Linked DNA regions of Homo sapiens: region 2 is linked to region 1. The links are chromatin loops, found by intact Hi-C in ENCODE. Cell type or tissue: PC-3. All regions are shown on one strand. Each heading gives the region's core, and the rest is flanking DNA. Links, peaks and the distances in the headings are about the cores only. Region 1 has its middle 120 kb from the start of NYAP2. Region 2 holds the start of MIR4439 (microRNA 4439).

What was found. Hi-C counts contacts between places; a loop is a spot of excess contacts. Peaks named below come from ENCODE experiments on the same cell type or tissue, not always from the same donor. Only the 100,000 strongest peaks of a DNase experiment are listed, where the experiment ranks them.
Region 2: it touches region 1 in a loop (2.8-fold over the local background); 4 of 110 quality-filtered maps call a loop at or near these places.

What each region holds. Positions count from the first base shown.
Region 1 is chr2:225,275,917-225,288,113 of GRCh38, reverse strand. No RefSeq gene overlaps it. Among named protein-coding and RNA genes, the nearest start is that of NYAP2, 120 kb to the left of the region's middle. In PC-3, for the core only: CTCF peaks have their summits at 4,845 and 5,045 (motif pointing left); a DNase peak (open chromatin) is centred at 4,633.
Region 2 is chr2:225,006,047-225,014,046 of GRCh38, reverse strand. All of the region lies in intron 1 of DOCK10 (dedicator of cytokinesis 10), which reads left to right. MIR4439 (microRNA 4439) reads left to right here and starts at 3,507; the gene lies at 3,507-3,586. In PC-3, for the core only: CTCF peaks have their summits at 4,721 and 4,921; DNase peaks (open chromatin) are centred at 3,036 and 4,106; H3K4me3 peaks cover 1,636 bases; H3K27ac peaks cover 2,855 bases.

The DNA of each region.
Region 1 (12,197 bases), core at 1,613-9,612:
AGGCATGAGCCACCACACCCAGCCGGAAACTCCTGTTTTTAAAAACATCAGATCTCATGAGACTTATTCACTATCACAAGACCATCATGGGAAAGGCCTGCCGCCACAATTCAACCATCTGCCAACAGGTCCCTCCCACAACATATGGGAATTATAGGAGCTACAAGATGAGATTTGGGTGGGGACACATAACCAAACAATATCAGTTGCCAGGTCACCACCAGATCTCTCTGTTCATTTCTTAAATTTTAATATACCATTTGATTAAGTGTTCAGAAAAGTTACCAATATATTTTTCCTTTGTTTTAATTTATTACAAAACATTTAAAACACCCAATCAGTGTGAAGAACAATGTAATGAATATCTAAATATGAAATATAGATCTAGAAATAGATAGTAGATATAGATTAAAAATTATACAAGACAGTATAATATTTGAGATATGAGGTATATAAGATGATGTTACACATAGTTTAAGTTGATATTACATACAAATGTAGATTTATTGTTGCTGTTACTGTATTTTAGCCAACATGTCTGTGAGGTGGAGCAGGTAGGGTTGTCTACACCAGCCATATATGCCAGGTTGTGAGAGATACCTGCCATTTTTATACCATCTTTGTTTTCCTCTTTTATCCCCACTATGAAAAAAAAGAAACTGTTATGCTTTTGTTGGGCATTTTGGAGTTTCCGATTCATTCTTTTCAACTAAACATTATTTTGGCAGAATTTAGTTTTTTTATTGCTATCAGATTTCAAAATCAAGCATTCAGTCCCCTTTATTCCTCTCTGAAAAAATGTAGAAATATGTTTAGAAACTTCTAATAAGTGTGGTATAATATGAAGTTATTGACTTCCTGGGGTTATAGTAAGAAATGAATGAGTTGGTATATCCAAAGAACTTACACCATGTCTGGTGCACAGTGCTGAAACAGGAGAGTTCCCTGACCCCCCCTTGCAGGACATGTGACATGGGTGTAGCTCATTTGTTCAGCTGCCATGCTCAAACCCCTTAAGAGAGTAGGGGCACACAGATGGACAGGTGCAGGAGCCAGGGCTAGTGTTTTGGGGGCTCTGGCCCCATGGTAGCCATGGGGTTGGGTTGGGTGTCTTCAACTCCCAAAGCCCAAGTGGGCACATGTTAGAATGTGTTCTTTTAGCCTTGCCACCTGCAGGTGGTTTAAGTGTTAGACGGCTCAGTGGACCCCCTTGGGACCCAGTTCCTTGTCCAGCAACCAGGAAGAACCAGGTCACACAGGGACTTGAAGAATGAATGCAGGGTTTTATTGAGTGGTGGAGGTAGCTCTCAGCAGGATGAATGGGGAGCTGGAAGGGGGACAGAGTGGGAAAATGATCTTCCCCTAGGGTTTGGCGGTCCAGCAGCTGATCTCTCTGATTGTCCCCAGCTGTGCTCCTCTTGACATTCAGATGCTTCTTCTCTTCTTTTCTGCTCTGCCATTCTGCCGTTGTTCTGCTTGCTCATCTCCTTTTGGAGCCCAGGGTTCAGGGTTTATATGGGTACAGGATAGGGAAGTGTAGTGTACCAAAAGGCAACTTTTTGGGTACAAAAACAGAAACACTTTTTCTCACTGAGGGCTGTGGGTTTCCAGGCTGTGGATTTCCACGCTTGAGAGTGGGGCCTTTGCCAAGGAACTGCCCTCTCCTACCCAATGTCTCCCTGTCTCCTGTCCATATCAGTGTTATTGTTGCCATGGTTGTGGTTGTTATCATAGGAACAGAAGGCGGGGTCGAGTAAAAGTTCCACAGGTCACAAATAAGGGATACCTCACTGTTGCAGTTATTATTCAACTTTAAAGTTGGGCCTCCAAGTTTTTGCCCAGAACTCTCTGATGAGAAGAATGTGAGGGATCCACTGAGCTCAGTGAAAAGGGCACCATTCTTAGACAGCAAAACACACAGGTGAAGAAGGTTAAGAAGTCTGCTTTCAGACAATTACTCATTGGTAATAGGGATTTGAACCCAGTGCTGTCAGAGTCCAAAGCCCCAGATCCTAATAGCTGGTCAAATGGCTCCCCTTCATTTGCAGACAGAAGTGGTCCCTGAGAGATCAGATTTCACTGTGATCAGCTTATTTGGATTTCTTGATACCAAGACAGTCTCTGTGGGGTAACCAATCACTGTCAAATCAGTACTTCATTCTGGAAAGAAACTGTTGGTAACAGCTGGTTGACTGCTGCATCATTAAGTTGGAGTTCTCTGAAATCCCGTCCCTTATTTTTTCATTTCATTGTTTAGAATATTTGAAATATGCTAATTTAGCCTAAGATAAGGCAGAAGGGTGGTATATTACATAGAATTTAAGGTTGAATTATTTACTATCTTTCTTGTTCTCTTTTTCTTCCTCCTAGCAACAGGAGTAGGAGGAAATCCAGACTATGTATCTCAGAAAATGGTTTTAATTTACTTCACAAAAGGTGCTGTAGTATTGAATGTTCCTTAATTTGAAAGTAATTAAAAAGTAGTCTCAGTTTTCAAAATGCTCAGAAACTCAATTGACCCTAGAAAAAGACATATTTATACTCAATTGAAAATTTCACCAACATATACTTTCTTATTTCTTTTTTTGTTAAATGTATAACTTTTATCCACATGACCTTATTACCAGACATTCCAGTTCTTCCAAGCTATAAGTAAATATCCTAGCTTCTGGTGACATGCATTCAGCCAAATGTAAACATGTGAAGCACTGAATGAATGGATTTACGTATAGGAATTTTCAAAAACTAAAATACATTACAAATAGCAATAGAAATAGGAGTCATAATCATACATAAATCCATGCAGAAAAAAACAGAAAGGGTGTGAAATGGCTATTAGATAATCTAAGGGAACACATGAGTCTGGGAATCAAATTTGGTTATAAACACTAGCACATAAAACATTTGGGACTAGCTAGAAATTGAAGGGGAATATCCATAAGGATTTGAAGTGCAACAAAGTCAAATTCTGTTTCAATTGAAGTTAAAAAATTCCTCATAATGGAGAGTAAAACAAAAATTTAACATCAATTTCCTGAAACTTTTGAAGTTTTGAAGTTTCTCTCCTGGCTACATTTACCTAGGGGCCATATCCCAGGCTGGAATTTAAAATAGGCTCATGAGGCAGGCATGGTGGCTCACGCCTCTAATCCCAGCACTTTGGGAGGCCAAGGCAGGCAGATCACTTGAGCTCAGGAGTTCCAGACTAGCCTAGGCAACATGGCAAAACCCCGTCTGTAGAAAAAATACAAAAATTAGCCATGCATGGTGGCATTTGCCTGTAGTCTGAGCTACTCCAGGGGCTGAAGGGGATCACCTAAGCCCAGGAGGTGAAGGCTGCAGTGAGCCAAGATTGCATCACTGCACTCCAGCCTAGGAGACAGAGGGAGACCCTGTCTCAAATGTATATAAAATAAAATAAAATAGACTCATCTATACATTTTCTCCTCCCACCTCAAAATCTGGGTGGAAACCATACAGCTGATTCACAGAGAGGATTAAAACCATACCTTTACTCCACCAGAGAATGGGTACTCATTTAACATCGGAAGCTAGGCAGCCCAAAAGCAATTTGTACTCAGCTCTGTTCAGACTCTAATATGCCTAACAACTGTGCTGACTTGTATTATTATTTGGGGCATGTCTGCATGTATGTTTTCTCCACTAAATAGTTCTATAAGAGTAAGGAGTCCATTCTCATTCATTGTTATAACTTGCACATTTCCTCGCAATAATATTAATAAGTACTATTTATAAAATCCCTATTGTGTGATGTCTCATCTCTTTGCATATGTTATTTCAAGTCCTTACATCTCTGTAAGTCTATTATCCCCATGTTTGTCGATGGTATTAAATGAACATTCTGAGATAACAAACTTCCATGGTGAAAACACACAGTGAGATATTTCCAATTGGCATCACTTAGATGGAGGCCATCTACGAAAATCATGCAGTTGATTTTCACGATAACTGTTGCATGCTCCTAGTATCTTAGGGAGGGAAGCTATGGTGCTAACTGCCCTGAAATGTAAGACACAGCTTCTCTCAGTTAAGAACGGCCTTACCCAAAATGCCAACAGGGTCTAATTGGAAATCATTAGTAGGAAATCCTTTGTTCATTCTTCTTGAATGACCTCTCCCCTTTTCTGTATGAACTGCCTTAAAAGACCTGTATCTAGCTCTGGTTAAGCTGCCTGGGGTAATGCCACTTTAACAAAGCAAAACAAAACAAAAGAGCATTTAGGGGAAACATGGGAAATGGAGAGAGATTAGTTTCATCTGGATTTTGGCTTCTCATCTTCGGCACCATATCTTCACAGTAAGGTTATTTCCAGGCACTTAATTCAAGTGGCTTTTTTTCCCCAGTGACCCTATTAGTCAATTGATAATGCAAAAGATGTTAAACATAACCTGTCTTCCCCTTGACACCCCTCACACTGTGAACAAATTAAGAGTTCTCTTTACTCCATTGTTTACTGTGGGAATAACAACCATAGGAGCTCAAAATGCATTTTTATGCACTTTAAGAAATAAATCATTTGCAAATGATATTACGCATGGATCTATCTCCTCTGACAACTCAGTTGTTTGCAGTGCTGCCAACTGGAAATGACACTAAAAGCATGCAGTGATTTAAGAAGCTAGTTGACTCATGCACCAGCAAAGGCAGAGTTGATGGGTGGGGGAACTGCAAGAGCTTGCAGTATCTGCATATTTTCATTGTCATTGAAAATTAGGCAAAAAATGTTTTCAAAATAAACTTTTATGCATTCCACTCATTGTTGACTTTATACTGAGCTTAATGCATGATTAAACAATGAGTTCTTAGCCTCATCAATGAAAACCCATCCATTTTTCTTTCCATTTTGACAAAAAGCAGCAATATTGCCATGGGCTGCCATGGATAAATGATGGTAAGGTAGTAAACAGCACGCAATCAATAATAGAAATTCCCCAGAGGTAGCCTCAGCTTGGAGAAACAGAAGGTGGTGGGAAAGGAAGCAACATTTCCTAAATTTGTGTAAGGTTATCAATGCCTTTGCTCTATTGTCCCCTCTGCTGGCTGATCGAAGAAACAGCATCAGTTCCTTGCCTAGGCCTCACTGTGATTATTGGCAGCACATCATTGCTTAGAGCATTTGGCAATTAACGGGTCAAGTCTAAGACCAGCCTTGGGCAAAATGGTGTCAGAATTAGTCCTCAGCATCTTCTTCTCTTCTCCTTCAAGTTCACCCTGATCTTGACCCTCACTCTACACTTATCTCTAGTTTAAAGAGAAAATCAATTAGAAAGCTCATTGCTTACTGTTCTTCCTTCCTTCCTTCCTTCCCTTTCTTCCTTCTTTCCTTCCTCTTTGACATATTAGAAGCCACAGGAATTATGCTTTTACTCATCTAACCATTATTAATTGTGCAACATTCCTCAAGCATTCTGTGCTGATCCTGGAGAGAGTTTAGTGACATTTATCACATTTCAATTGCCTGATGTAAAATACAACCAACATTTAGTGAGGGCCAGCTGTGTGCCAAGATCTGTGTCAGACACACTTCATTATTTTATTTTTTCTGAGATGGAGTTTCGCTCTTGTTGCCCAGGCTGAAGTGCAATGGCACGATCTTGGCTCACTGCAACTTCTGCCTCCCAGGTTCAAGTGATTCTCCTGCCTCAGCCTCCTGAGTAGCTGGGATTACAGGTGCGCTCCACCACACCCAGCTGATTTTTTTGTATTTTTAGTAGGGATGGGGTTTCACCATGTTGGCCAGGCTGGTCTCGAACTCCTGACCTCAGGTGATCCACCTGCCTCAGGCTTCCATAGTGCTGGGATTACAGGCTTAAGCCACTGTGCCCAGCCCGCACTTCATTATTAATACAACACCCTGATTGCTGTAGAAGAGCTTGATTCTATAAGGCAGATAGATAAAGGAATTTAAAGCTGACCAATGAGTGGTGTAATAGACACATGCTCCCAGGACAGAGGAAGCCCAGCATACCCACAGGGAATGGGAGTATCCAGGTGAGCTTTCTGGAGAGTTTTTTGTCTAAATTTTGGTATGGAAAGCTAACGAAATGAACAAAGGGTGAGAGAGTCCAGGCAGAGGGAACAGTTTGCACAAATATAAAGAGATGAGAATAAGCATGATGTGAACCAGGGTTGGTATGAAGTTCAGGGTCGCTGGCACACTGCATTTGACATAAGGGGTGGTAGGGGAAAAGAAACCAGGTAAGTGGGAGCCCCTCTATTTTTGTATTTTTCTTTTCCTTTTTTTTTTTTTAGACAGAGTCTTCTTCTTGTTGTCCAGGCTGGAGTGCAGTGATGCAGTCACGGCTCACTGCAACATTCGCCTCCCAGGTTCAAGCGATTCTCCTGCCTCAGCCTCCTGAGTAGCGGGTTACAGATGCCAGCCACGATGCCCAGCTAAATTTTGTATTTTTAGTAGAGATGAATTTTCATCATGTTGGCCAGGCTGATCTCGAACTCCTGACCTCAGGTGATCTGCCCACCCGGGCCTCCCAAAGTGCTGGGATTACAGTGTGAGCCACTGCTCCCAGAGGGAGCCCTTTTGATCTGATCAAAGCTTGAGCTTCACCATGTAGGCCATGCAGAGTCAGCTAGAACACCCTGGAGATAGTGTGGAGGCAGGATTTGAGGAGGAAACAGAAAGAGTGAGGAATCTTTGCAATAACTCTAGCGAAAATGATGCAGGTCTAAATAAGGGGGAGAAGTGTTTAGATTCCACAGATATCTAGAGGTTGGTGATTGACTGGGCATGGGACTATTAAGGGGAGAGAAAGGACTCAAAGGCAACTTCAAATCTTTTTCCCTCGTCAAACAGTAGTTCCTTCCAGTGAGACACCAAATACAGAAAGGCGAGAAACTCTGGGAAGACCAAAGATGAATTCAGTGTTGTGTTTTTCCTTTACGGTAGAGATTCTCGTGTAGAATTTAGGTAAAAAGCAGAAAAGATAAGGGGTGGAAATATATATTTGGAGTTCATTCTGATTAAAAACGTCTAGTTAAAACCATATAAATGAATCATGTTGCTCAGAAATGTATTATAATAAAGCCACAGGCATTTGCCAATGTGATCATTTATTTAAAACTAGATAAATATATAGAGGAAAAGGACCACAGAAGGGAGAAAGGAGGTAAAAAGATGTAACATTTCGTAGACATCATAGAAGTTGCGCACTTCATGAAGCCAGGAATTAATGATCATATTTGGCAGAGAGACACAGATTAGATAAGCACTATAAATGTTGAACATGGGACATTGTTGGTGGTTAAGTGAGTATAATTAACGTGAGTGTGGGTAGTAGGTCAATGGGTATGAGTGAGGGGTGTGTGTGAGTGTGCGTGTATGAGGGGTTATGAGTAAATGTGAGGAGAAAATGAAAAATTAAGAATGGAAGAAAGCCAAATAAACCAGAAAGGAAAAGGATCTGCCATGAGTAGGTGACTCTATCTGGGATCTTAAATGAGAGAAAGATGTGACAATAGCAAAAGAAGACGTCACCTTAAAAGAGGTCGCAATTTTTTGGAGCCGAAGTGGCCAGAGAACGTTTAATGACTGAAGGAAGAGATTTAATCTGGAGGGAGCAGTTATGGCTATGGAGAGGAGTCCACTGGTGAAGGAGGTTCCCGAGAGATGCGAGTGCCAGGGAAATGAGCAGAGGTGAAGGAATTGGCTTCATTCAGGATGAAAAATACCTTCTGCAGTTGGAGATTACAAAGTAGACAAAGGTGTGTGAGGAAGAAATTTGAGGGAGGTCAGGTTACGAGATTGGTTGATTTACTTCCCAAAGATCTCCATTTTCTTGCCTATACTAATGCCAAGGTTTTCAGCATTCATGGTGGTAGAGGGACAGGATAGTGGTCTGAGGAGAGAAATTGAGGTTTTCAGTGCTCAGTAAATGAAGAATCAATAGAGTAAACCCTGCCTGGATCAGTAGTGTTGAGGGCCCAATGGCAAGTAGAATCTATCAATTTCCAATCCACCCAGCTGAGTCCTGGTTCACAGTCCTCCCAGAAATCCAATTTGAGTCAAATGGTAGATTGTTGTATTGATACCAGAAAGAGGTATTATTAGATGGAAAGGATCGAAGGTTGGTGATAGAGATTCTAAGGGAGTAAACTCATGTCCTCACACCAGAGTTCCAGACTGGAAGACAGAAGAGGAAAGCCATATACAGGCACTTTCAGACAGAGAAAATGGAGAGAGGAGTAGAGAGGCAGGCCATAGCCTAGGAAACTAGCAAGAGTTGATTGTGCACTTCTCTTTTCAACTGTTTAAATGACCTCATGTGGGTAGCTTGAAAAAAGCATTGTTGGGAATATCTGTGCCTTGGAAATCAGCAAGCACCACAAACTGGGGCCTTATTTTTTTCAGAGAGCCAGTCTACTGCCACACCACTGGATTAAAAGATAGAATATGAGCTGTCTTGGTCAGTGCAGGGTGCAAGACTGGAGGCCTTATAAACAACAGAAATATATTTCTCATGGCTCTGCCACCTAGAAAGTCCAAGATCAGGGTGCCAGTATGGTCAGGTTCTGGTGTGGGCCCTCTTCTGCGTTGCCACCTTCTCTTTGTATCTTTGCATGGCGGAAAGAGAACGAAAGAGCTCTCTGGGGTCTCTTTTATATAAGGGCACAAATCTCATCTATGAGGGCTCCACCTTAGTTAGGAAGCCTCATCTCTTAATATCGTCACATTGAGGGTTAGGATTTTAACATGAATTTGTGGAGGGATATAGACATGCAATCCATAGCATGAGCATTAGTAATTTTAGAAGAAGAGGAGGCCATCGTCAGAGTCTAAAATGTGGACATTTAATATTAGTGACATAGAAAATGAGGAAAAGTTTCAGGATGTTTTTGTTTCATTAGATTAGTTAATTAATTAGTTATTTCATTAGTTTTTAAAGCCTGAAGCTGAAGCACAGAGAGAAAACCATGTAAATGGAGTTCCAAGCTATTGTAGTAGATGATTTATAAACAAGAACATTAAATTTTCCTAGGTAGAGGGCAAGAATCTATTCAGGCAGTCAAATCTCCAATTAATTAGATGGAACAATTAGAAATTAGATAAGTGTCATCTATGAGGAAAAGGAGAGAAAATGACATCATGAACCTCAAGAGAAGAAGAGTAATGTTTCTTCCAGATTTTCCCAGACTTACTATATTTAATAAGATTCTATTCAACAGACTTTTATTGTTCACAATATTATGCTAGATGTTAATATGGAAAGGAGCACTTGATAATTAATAATTTAAACCTTCATATGAAACATTATTTCTCTTGTAAAACATTTAAAATTAAAGATTTAGTGGCAAAAAAAGGCTACTTTTTCTTAAAATTTTGTCCTGTGAACCCCGTTGGTAAAAGCTTGCTCATTTGAATGTTGCTAGGGAGTTGCTAAGGGATATTGTACAGAGAAATTTATTTTGCATTACCTGTGATGACCCATGATGAAAGGAAAAATGCTTATTTCTTTTTTGAAAGAGAGTTAAAAAAAATCAGACCATTCCTAGACGAATGCTTAATACCCAACAGGCATGCAAGAAATATTTGCTGCATTGTACAGCATCTCACTGAATGTCCTTCTCTTTGGAAGATATTCATTCATTAGCTTATATTAATTTTTATTAACTGGCTTTAATTTTTATTTGATTGTGATGCTACTAACTTGATTGTGATTATTCTTCTCCTGTTTCTTTTCTATAAGTAGAATGACAGGAAATTCCTGAGTAGGGAAGGGGAAAGTAGACAACTTCTATTGGCACTGGCAGAAAATTTTAAAATACCCCTCGAGCCAGGTGCATGACACATGCCTGTAATCTCAGCCACTTGGGAGGCTCAGGAGGGAGGATTGTTTGAACCCAGGAGTTGGAGGCCAGCCTGGGCAGCACAGTGAGACTCCAATCTCTAAAAAATAAAAAATTAAAAAATTAAAATACCCCTCAAATGTCAGCATGAAGGCCATTATCTTATTATGTCTACCCAGAGAGCTGCCCTTAGATTAAAAGTTCCTAAGCTGTTTTGGAATAAGCACCCTTTCAGGACATGATAAATACTGTTCGTCCAAAACCCAGTAAAAAATAATTGTTCATGTTATAGTACAGAACCTCCCCAGCTAATAATAACTGCTCTTAACCTTCCAACCTTGTTGCTTTAGTACTTTCTCTTAACTTCTGCATCCAATACTACTGCCACCCCTCTTGTAGCCCCTTGAAGGCACCACTCCACATCATGACTTATTTCCTGGCCACAGACTCTGTCCCTCAGGGCAACAGATCTTCTAGATGTTAACTCCCAGGAGCCCGCGTTGCAGAGAGGTCAGCCAGGATTGGGGATGCACAGACCCTCCCCACTCTCTCTCAGTTGCATGCTGTCACTAGAACAAAAACATACCTGGCTGTGGGTCTTTGTCTCAGAATTACCCAAGGCAACAGCTCCTTCCATTTCTGTTTTCACCACTCCTGTTCACAACACCATGGACCATTATCCAAGAGAAACACCAGGCTCTCCTTCACCCTATCTTTTTCCACGGCATCTCACAAAATATTTTACCTCTCGCCTTAAGCCCCAAAAGATTCTATTTACGAAAATATGATATGAAAAAGCCTAGAAAGACACTACAGAAGAAAAGCTTTACTGATGTCATAAAGAAAGATATGATTCTATGGAGATGAAAAGAAGAAATAAAAAGATGGGAGTTCTCGCTAAATTATTGTGTGAGTCTAATATTGGGGTGAGCAATGTCTAGCAAAATCTCAATGATACTTTATATTAACAAAATCATTCTAAATTTTACCTAGAACTTGAGGCATGAAGAAAAATGTAGGCAATGATAGAAAACAATTGGAAAAAAAGTTATTATGGAAGAAGGCATTCTATCATTTATATAAACATTTAAAAAATATATAGGTTAAAAATTATCTCAAAACAATATAGAAGAAATATATTATTATAAAATGTTTTGTCTTAGTTGTCTGAGTATTTTGAAAATAAAAGGTAACCATACCTCTACCATATCAATTATAGGTAAATTATAAAACTGAATATTAAAAAAACTAACTTAAAACATAAATATTCAACAGGTCTTTTCAAGAAGGAAGTTGTTAAATGTAATGAACAAAATATGAGAGAAAAAGAATGCATTATTTCAAAATGTTCCATTAAAATTCATAAAGAAATTAACAGGCCAGGCCTGATGGCTCATACCTGTAATCCTAGCATTTTGGGAGGCCGAGGCAGGAGGATCACTTGAGCTCAGGAGTTCAAAACCAGCCTAGGCAACATAGTGAGAACTCATCTATATATATGTATATGTTTAAAAAAAAGGAATAACCAGGTGGAAACTAAAAAGTTCATTGGTAGGAAAAATAATGACAGTAAATAAACTTGAAGTTAAAATGATTTCACTCATTGATGAGGGAAAAACTAAATTATCTTGTAAGAGAAACCTCGGCATTTTACCTTATCCTCTCAGCCAAAACCATTTCAGTGAAATTTGAACAATTCCAAAGGCCAGCACCTGCATCTCTTTGCCCAAGGGCTTTCTCCATTTCATCTGGTAAAAGTCACCTCTTCTTGCAACCCCCAGCCAAGGAATAACAAGAGTAAGTAATGAGCCCAGCTCTCTAGTCCTGCAGATGGGATAACTCTGAATTTCTCAGTTCTGTAATGGGATTAAAGTTCACCTGTCTGTGCTGACAATCTGTTCAAAATGCACACTTAGGGGATTTCTTCTGTCCTCGTTTCATTTCCCCATTCTCCTACCAGCGTTTGTCAGGATTAGCAACCAAATTAACTGCTTATTTTCATATCCTAGCCTCATAACAGCTTCGGGTGAACCCAAGACAGACATTCACAAAAAAGGTGGGTTGTGCAGAGACAAATCATAAAAGAAGAAACATTGTCAAAGGTAAATTTATTTTGCCTCACAGGTTTCAAGGAAATGAACATTAAAGGAATAACTAATTTTTTTAATTAATCAGATTGTCTAAGATTTAAAACTAATCCTCAATGTTATAGAAGCACTATTCAGGGAATCCTTTTATACTCTACTGATGAGAATACAAATCTATAAAAACCATGTAAAAAGGGAATTTAGCAAAATCTATCTTTCCAAAATGTTTACACTCTTTTGCTCATTGGGTCCACTTTTATTATTTCTTTATTCATTTATTCACTAAA
Region 2 (8,000 bases), core at 1-8,000, 270 kb after region 1:
TTTGAATTTCTAAATCATGGCTGTGGTCTAAGTAGCAGTTTACTAAAGGACACAGGAAAGAGATAGAATAAAAATATGAAAGGCTCTTAAATGCTTGGAAAGCCCTATATTTCTTGAGTTACTTATCTACTTTTTGTCACTTACTATTGCCTCCTTCTCTCTCTGTCACTCACACACACACACACGCACACCCCAGAGCCCATGATGGATTTTCTGTGTCAATTCTATGACACTGCCAATAGCCTTGCAGAGCTGGTGGTTGAACTGAAGAGAACCAAAAGGAATTGTAAATACCTGTTTCAAAAACTGGCAGTAAGCACTGCACATGTAGGATGCCTTCACTCAAGCCTGTTCTTAAGTAAAGTCAAGTGCAGATAGAGTACATTGCCCCACACTGAGCACAGGAAGCCCTGAGAGGTTATTATCTAGGGAATGCGAGAATCTAGGTTGGTTGGTTGATTAACATGCCTCAGCTCTCCACTTCACTTTGGTTGGAGTGATCTGACCTACATCATTTCATTCACTTCAGAATCATGAACTTTCTGCTCATGATCTTAGCAGTTAAGAGAAACACCAGTTAATAAATGGGATTTAACTAAACTTGTGGAGCCATTTCTGAGACATAGTACTTTCGGATACTGTGAACCTTGACGTACATTTCACAGCTGCACACTTAACTATACAAGCACCAGTGGATGTACTTTTGAGTGATCAGGGACCTTTATAGTCAGGAGATTTTGATGATGCTTGTCATCCAATAGGTAAGTGATTACTTTCCTATAGGGTACTGAAAATTTTATATACTAACTGGCAGTAAAAGGGAATGTGGTTTGATTTTAACAAAGAAATGATTTGTGCAATCTCCCTGATGTGAACTAACTCAAAGGACTAATCAGGACTCACTGATTAATCTGACTCAAGATTAATCTGCAGACTAAAGTTCCAGGAAATATGAGGAAAATGAATACTAAGAAAAGTACCCAGTTAAATTAATGTTCAAAAGAGGAATTTGGTCCTGATTACAGGGAAATAACAAAGCACTCTGGAAAAGACTTCTTTAAAAGTATAGTAACACCCTGCCATCATAGCGAAGTGGTAATCTAATAGAAGCTCAATTATTTAATACATAAGCTAAAACTAAATGTTTTAATATGGAACTAAGGCTTATGAATATTAGCCTCTGTGGCATTAAACAACTAATAGGACCTTCCTGGGCTTTAATTTTCTTTTTTGTACAAATGGGAATAAAAATCATACCTATTTTATAGTTTTTGTAAAGATTAGTTTGTTTAAACAGCAAGTAATGTTTAGGATTGTATCTATTATACAACATAATTGTTAACCATTATTATTATTATGAGTTATGTGCATCAAATGAGATAAATGCTTTGCAACTTGTAAATGCCTTGCTAACTCTAGGGAGCTATATGTTAATAATCTCTTTTGGACTATCTGATGGAGAAGCCAATTTCTATTGGCACTACAATTTTTTAAAAGCTGGTTATAAAACTGAAAAAGCAAGCACTATACAAGTATATTAAAGAATTTGGGAATTGTCTTCATCCTATTTTGAAAGTAAAGTAGAGGCGGATGGAATTTAGTACAAAATTATTACTGAAATAAAATGAACTTGGAAGCATGCTCTGGATGATTGATGTATTGTCCCTAATTGACATGCATGCCTGCAAATGCTTTTTAAACCTCCTTATTTAACAAAGAGGTAATTCAGGGTACGTTCAGCTTTTGGTTCGTGTGAAAGGAGCATATGCGATTACTGTTCATTTCAGTCTGGTCCAGAGCAGAGGTTAAAACCTCTGAGCAAAGAGCCGTTAAGCTACCAACTCAGTGGAACTGATGGCAAGTCTAAGTGTCTGGGCCTCAAGTTTCCCTTAGCATAGCCAGAGGAAATATTTTCACCCTGCTTATGGATTTCAAATTCTGAATGAGTGGGGCCTCATTCTGAGAAATCTGGAGACATGATATGCATAATACTGAATTATTATTGATAATAATAATATTGGGCAAAGCCATTTTCAAGTCCTACTCTCTGCTGAATGAATTTAGAAGGCTTATTTTTCTTCTTCCCGACAGTACATGTGAGCTCGTTTTTAATTCAGTTGCGTATGTGCATTGAGCTTGCCCTGATGATGTTCTCGTTGGGGCATGTCCCACAGAGCAGCTCAGGTCGTTTTGACTCTGGGTACTTCGGCTTACGCTGTAGCTAAGGGCAGCTAGACCGTTCTTGCAGAGCCTAACATTTTGGGTGCCATTTTATAATGCCTGTGGCAATTTGCATATTGACGTGGCCTCCCTGCTGGAAGCCAGATGTCCCTGCAAGCCCCAACGTCTTCCTTTCATTCAACTGCACCCAACTCTGGACTTGACTTGGTTGATTTTCTTTGCTAAAGTTCAGAGTCTTTACTGTTTAAAAATCAGGATTAAATAGATGCATTTCAGTTTCGAAGGTATTATTTGCAGTAAAACTGCCAACATAAACATTTTATAAGAAAGCCATGTATGTCCTGAAGTCATAACTGCAGGCCTCTCTTTACCTTCACATTGGCTGGTGGCATTGATGTCAATATTCAACACTCTAAGAGTTAATTTAATTTGAATTTCATTTCTTCTTTAAAGTAACTTGATCTTGCAACCTCTTTTCTCTCTGGCTATGGAAAGAGTCACTTTAGGAAGCTGAAACTTCCAGCATGAATACTTCTAGCAGGTTTATTTGTGTGGCAAATATGTGCTTCTATCTCATTTTTTCTTTGTACCTGTGACTTATCTACCTACCTGAAAAGCCGTAAGTCCTTTCTGGCAACTACTGCGACATTGCCTCTTTTTCCTTTTTGTAATCATCTTCATTGGCGTGAAATCTTCTTTGAACTGATCATTTGGCAACACTTGCTTGCTGTGAAAGAACTTTGACTATATACATATGCTATGATAGATATCATATCAATATTTTCCATCACTACTTTTGCTTTGTCAGAAAACTCATGACTTGTTGTGAGTCAGAATGTGTCACAGCCAAGCTGTCTTCCAAACCTTGAAATATTTTACTATATTTTCCCTTCGAAGTATTTGACTCATCAGCTGAGAAGATATCAGGCCTTTTACCTACGTTTGGTTTGATTTAGAACCATGAAGATGATGGGATCAGTATGTCCTTGCTGTGCCGTTTAGCTTCTTAGCTGACCCATTTGATAGAGGCTGAATGCTTCCTTGGAAAAGTTTTGCAGGATTTATCTTGTTTCTCATTCTGCATTAGTTGATGTCTGTCTTTGAAAAAAAATTTTGATTTGCTTTTCTGTATTTCTTTTTCAACTTTTAATCTATATTCCCAACTCTAATTCATTCTGTAATAATGTTAACCCCCAAAATTGTATGAACTGTCTTATTTGAATCAAAAGATGAAGTGCCTGAACTGATCTTACGTTCCCTTTCCCAGTGTCCCTTCCCTTTCTCAAAGTCTGCTCTTCTAAAAGAAACTGATGTCAGCTAGGGTACCAGTGACTGATACCTTGGAGGCATTTTATCTAAGATACACACAAAGCAAATGCCTCTAAGGTATCAGTTTACCAGGCCAGGAGACAGAATTTTATATTTTCCTCTAGGTTGTCTAGGGGACAATATAAGATTCTGTCCCCTGGCCTGGCAAATTAATTGCATTCACCTCCCCAGTTCTTCATACTTCTCTCTATCCAGGCCCTTTGGGGGTGCCCTCCCACACTGAGTTTAGGCTTCTTGTTAAAATTTGCTTTGGCCCATGAGACACTAATAAACTAAACACAGCAAGGCTTAAAAGGTTCTTGACTGCCTCTTCTTCCTCTCTTGATCCTCTGCCATTGCCATAGGAAAATGCCTGGCTTGGTTGCTGGCAGATGAGATTTAAGGAAAAGAGCTGAATCTACCTGGTTATTCTAGCCAAGGCCCCACACACCCTCAGAACTGCCTAGTGGACCTGCAGCTGACTGCAGATGCATGAGTAAAGCCCCAGCCAATGCCAGAAGAACTGCCCAGACAACCTTTAGGCTCCTTAGCCACATGAAAAAATGGCTGCATTTTTTTCTATGCCCCTGAGTGTTTGGGGCAGTTTGTTACTCAGTTAACGGTTAACCAGTACAACTCTTAAAGAAATCTAATCCCTCAACTATGCAGGAGGGCAACACAAAGACTCTTGTTAGTCTCTCTGATCACATCCACATCAGCCTGCATGACTTGACCATATCATTAAATAAAGAGTAGGACTCCAGCGTACTATTGAGTCAAAATGAACATCTATAAACAAGTCTTTCCAGTGGCCAGTTTCAGTTCATTGCTTTGGAGAGTTTTCTCTTTGTAAGCAAACTCTGAATACAGTTTTCATGTTTTTGTTGTTGTTTTCTTTTTTCTTTCTTTTTTTTTTTTTGCCTTAGGGCTTGCCTTTGTCATTGTTCCCTTCAACTGCATTTCTGCATTTCTTCTCTGCAGACGACATTCTGCTAACCTTGCCAAGAGCCACCCAGGTGAAATGAGATTTGTAGGGAGACACTCAGGGAGATTAACAGATCTTTTTGCATGAAGAATAATTGCAAAAGTAATCTCTTATTTGATTGAAGCTAATAAGTGGACATAGTGGATATTATGGTCTTCTTTTTTGAAGTCTTACTAATTTAGAAATTCGGCTGAGTATTTTAATGTTCAGAGAGCTTCCCTTCTTAAGGTTTTACTGTTATAGAACTTAATATCACCTATTTTTTAATATTTTGATTCAGTGATTGATTTTCTTGGTAGGTAGAATATTACATCTTAGCGAAAAATTAAATACTCTTCTGTAGTTGGAAACTTTTTGTGAAGACATAAAATTTTAACCACTTAAACCTAATCTGTGACCCCCTTACTTAGGCGTCGACCCTGGTTTTTCAAGCATCTCTCCCTAGAGGGCGGTATAGCCTCACTTCATGATGTGGTCTTTCCAATGTTGGCTGCTGGCCCCATATCACCTGAGGCTGAAGTCCTTTAGATTACAAGATTGGAATATTTTTAGTAAATCTATCACCAGTAGAGCCTTCATCTTAACATGATAAATGTACAACTCACTGGACGTATTTGGCTTGAGATTTATGGCAAATCAGACACAGCTTATGAGAGGTGGAAACGGTGCTTGTTTAACATAACTGTGGCTGTTTGTTCAGGTCAATCCTAGTCTATCTTTGTGTCGACACATAGTAACCTGTGGGATATTATGGGCAGATAGTGGAGCATTGGATAGAGTACTAAGGACGATTCAGTGGACCTGTGCTCTCATTTTGGATATGTCATTACAGGTAGTACTTGCCCCACTTGGACTTTGGTTTCCTTATTTGTAAGATGAGACAGCCAGTCTCAATATTTTTTTCACAATCCCAGCAACTCTGTGATTTATGGTCTTTGGTACATAACAGTAGTTCTGTACAGTTTGGTAGAGGAAGTGATACCAGTGCTCCCAACTGCCAATTCAAAGGAAATGTAGGTAGTTACCCAGTGATATTTTGGTTAGCCTACAGAAGATATTTTAAATTCTGAGGAAAAGAAAATGCCAGCTGATCACTGAAACCCATAAATGCTAAATAAATAGTTTTTGTGTATCTTCTTAAAACATGAATATTCTTACAAAGTCAGCATAAAGTGTTGATATAAGACTGCCTCAGAAGAAAAAGTGTCCACTACTCACAATCTAGCACCATGCATAACAAAGAGTCTTCACTCAAGAAATGTTTGTGAATTCTCGGCAGGGCACAGTGACCCATGCCTGTAGTCCTAGCTACTCTGGAGGTTGAGGAGAGAGGATCAGTTGAGCCCAGGAATTTGAGTCCACCCTGGGCAACATAGCAAGACCTCATCTCTAAAGAAATAAAAAGTTTATGAATGAATGACAAGAAGACTAATCCCATGTTTGGTACAGCTTTTACTTCTAAAATACTCTTCAATATACTGAGTCAGGATTGATGCTCATGAACTTCCAGCCATGGCTTTAACTCTACTCCTTTGGGTGACATTTGAGCATATTGGATCTGCTATGCGTGGAAAGTCACTTTACTTTTATTTGCCCCCACTCCATTGAAAAAAAAAAATTAGATGATAGCAGCATTTCTTAAAGAACAGAATGCATATCCCTGATCATGCTCACAATTAGGCGTAATTCTTTTTTACATGACCATTTTTAAGTTTTCAAAAACAATTGTCAAGCCTGTTGTAGTCTTATCTTTCCAAAGCTAACCATCATTCTTCCGGACTTTTTTGTGGATGTTTTTTAATGTCTTCATTGCTCTCCTTGCAATCGGTCCTGCTTGTCTGTATCCTTCCTAATCTGTCTCCAAGAATTAAACACAATATTTCAAGTTTCATCACTGCCATGAAAACCAGGATCACCACCTTTTTTATTCTAAATACTATGTTTTCTTCTAATACAACTTAATATTAGATTCCTCATCAGGTTGGTTTATATTGATGCCCAAGTCTTTTTCACAAATGCACTGTTAAATCATGTCTTTCTTTTATATCCTTTTAACTTTTATGTAAATCAGGATCTTCTTTTAATCCTCCTTAAAGTACAACTTCTTAGACTTAACTTGCATGTGGGAATATTATGGGTTCTAGTTATGTCAACCTACTAAGTCTGCTTTAAACTTCAGTTTATTTACAACAATGTTGGCCTCATGGACTATTTACAGGTTTTATTTATGCATGCATCTAATTTAACAAAGTCAAGAGAGAGTTGTAATGCTTACTGCTAGAAACCACCTTCTGGGAGGTACAAAAACATCTCAGAGTTCTTATTATATACCTTCATAAAACTCATACAATCTTCTCATCTCAGGCCAGGGAAAAGGAAATAAGATTATCATGACTTAATTTGGTCTTAGTGATCTGCACTAGTACCTGCTAACCACCTTTTTCTTTCGTAAGAGCTGACAAATCATCCTGTTAATGTCCACTCTAGAAATTTACTAGAAGTAAACAGAAAGCAAGATGATGGATTGCAGAATCTATCTCACGTTCCTTTCATACATTTTGTGACACATTTATGCATTCTCAAACCTTCTAGCCTGTCTTCACACATCCTGAGAGCTCTTGACTGCAGTTAGGTGAGTTGGCTCAGCACACCTCAGTGTAATCTAATGGCTTGAAGTTCAAGTCCTCAGGACTGCTAGTACTGTCTTAAAACTGGGGATTTTATTTCCCCCTTTTCAAGGTTCACTTTACCCTTTGTATGCACAGGTCATTGACTTTGAGAGGACAGAAACAACATGAGAGATTAACTCTGATATCCATCAATGTTTCTCAACTCTAATCTGCATGTTTATTCCTTCCTTGCTCCTTTTATTTCTCCAAACATAGATTGAAACCATCAATACAAATAAGAGATGTACTCAAATAACTCATGTTAGACAGTGTGTGATAGGTGTAGTAGGAGGACTAGAACGGCTTAGAAGACAGAGACATTACCTTCATCACAGGACCTCAGCAAGTGTGCTCTTTGAACTGGTCTTTGAAAAATGAAGGATTTTGATTGGAAGCATTGAGAGGAACTCTAAGTGCAAAAAGTGGCAGGGGCTAAAACATAAATGGGAGGTATGTCGACATTTAAGAAATGGAGCAGAACTTATTAGGTTTACCTAGCAGATAAGAGCCTGATTAAAAGGGGCCTTTGTACGTTCCTCCTCATTTGGATCATTTGATGAACTTGAGGGAGATTTTGAAGCTTTTCAGCTAAAGCTGTGATATAAGTAAATGTGTAAGCTTAATCTAAAAAAGACAAGAATTGCAGTTAGGAAACCACTAGGGGATTTTATACTAACCCATGCCACTCAAACTAAGATGGCCATAAATGGAAGGTATGGAAACAGTCCATAAAGTAAAGGTGGGGAGAAGAATGAAGATGGTTTTCGTATTGGTCAAATATTTAAAATATATTTATAATGTGTTTGCTCTGCCTAGAAAATTACCTCACCTATCCATACTCACCCCTCCAAAAAATA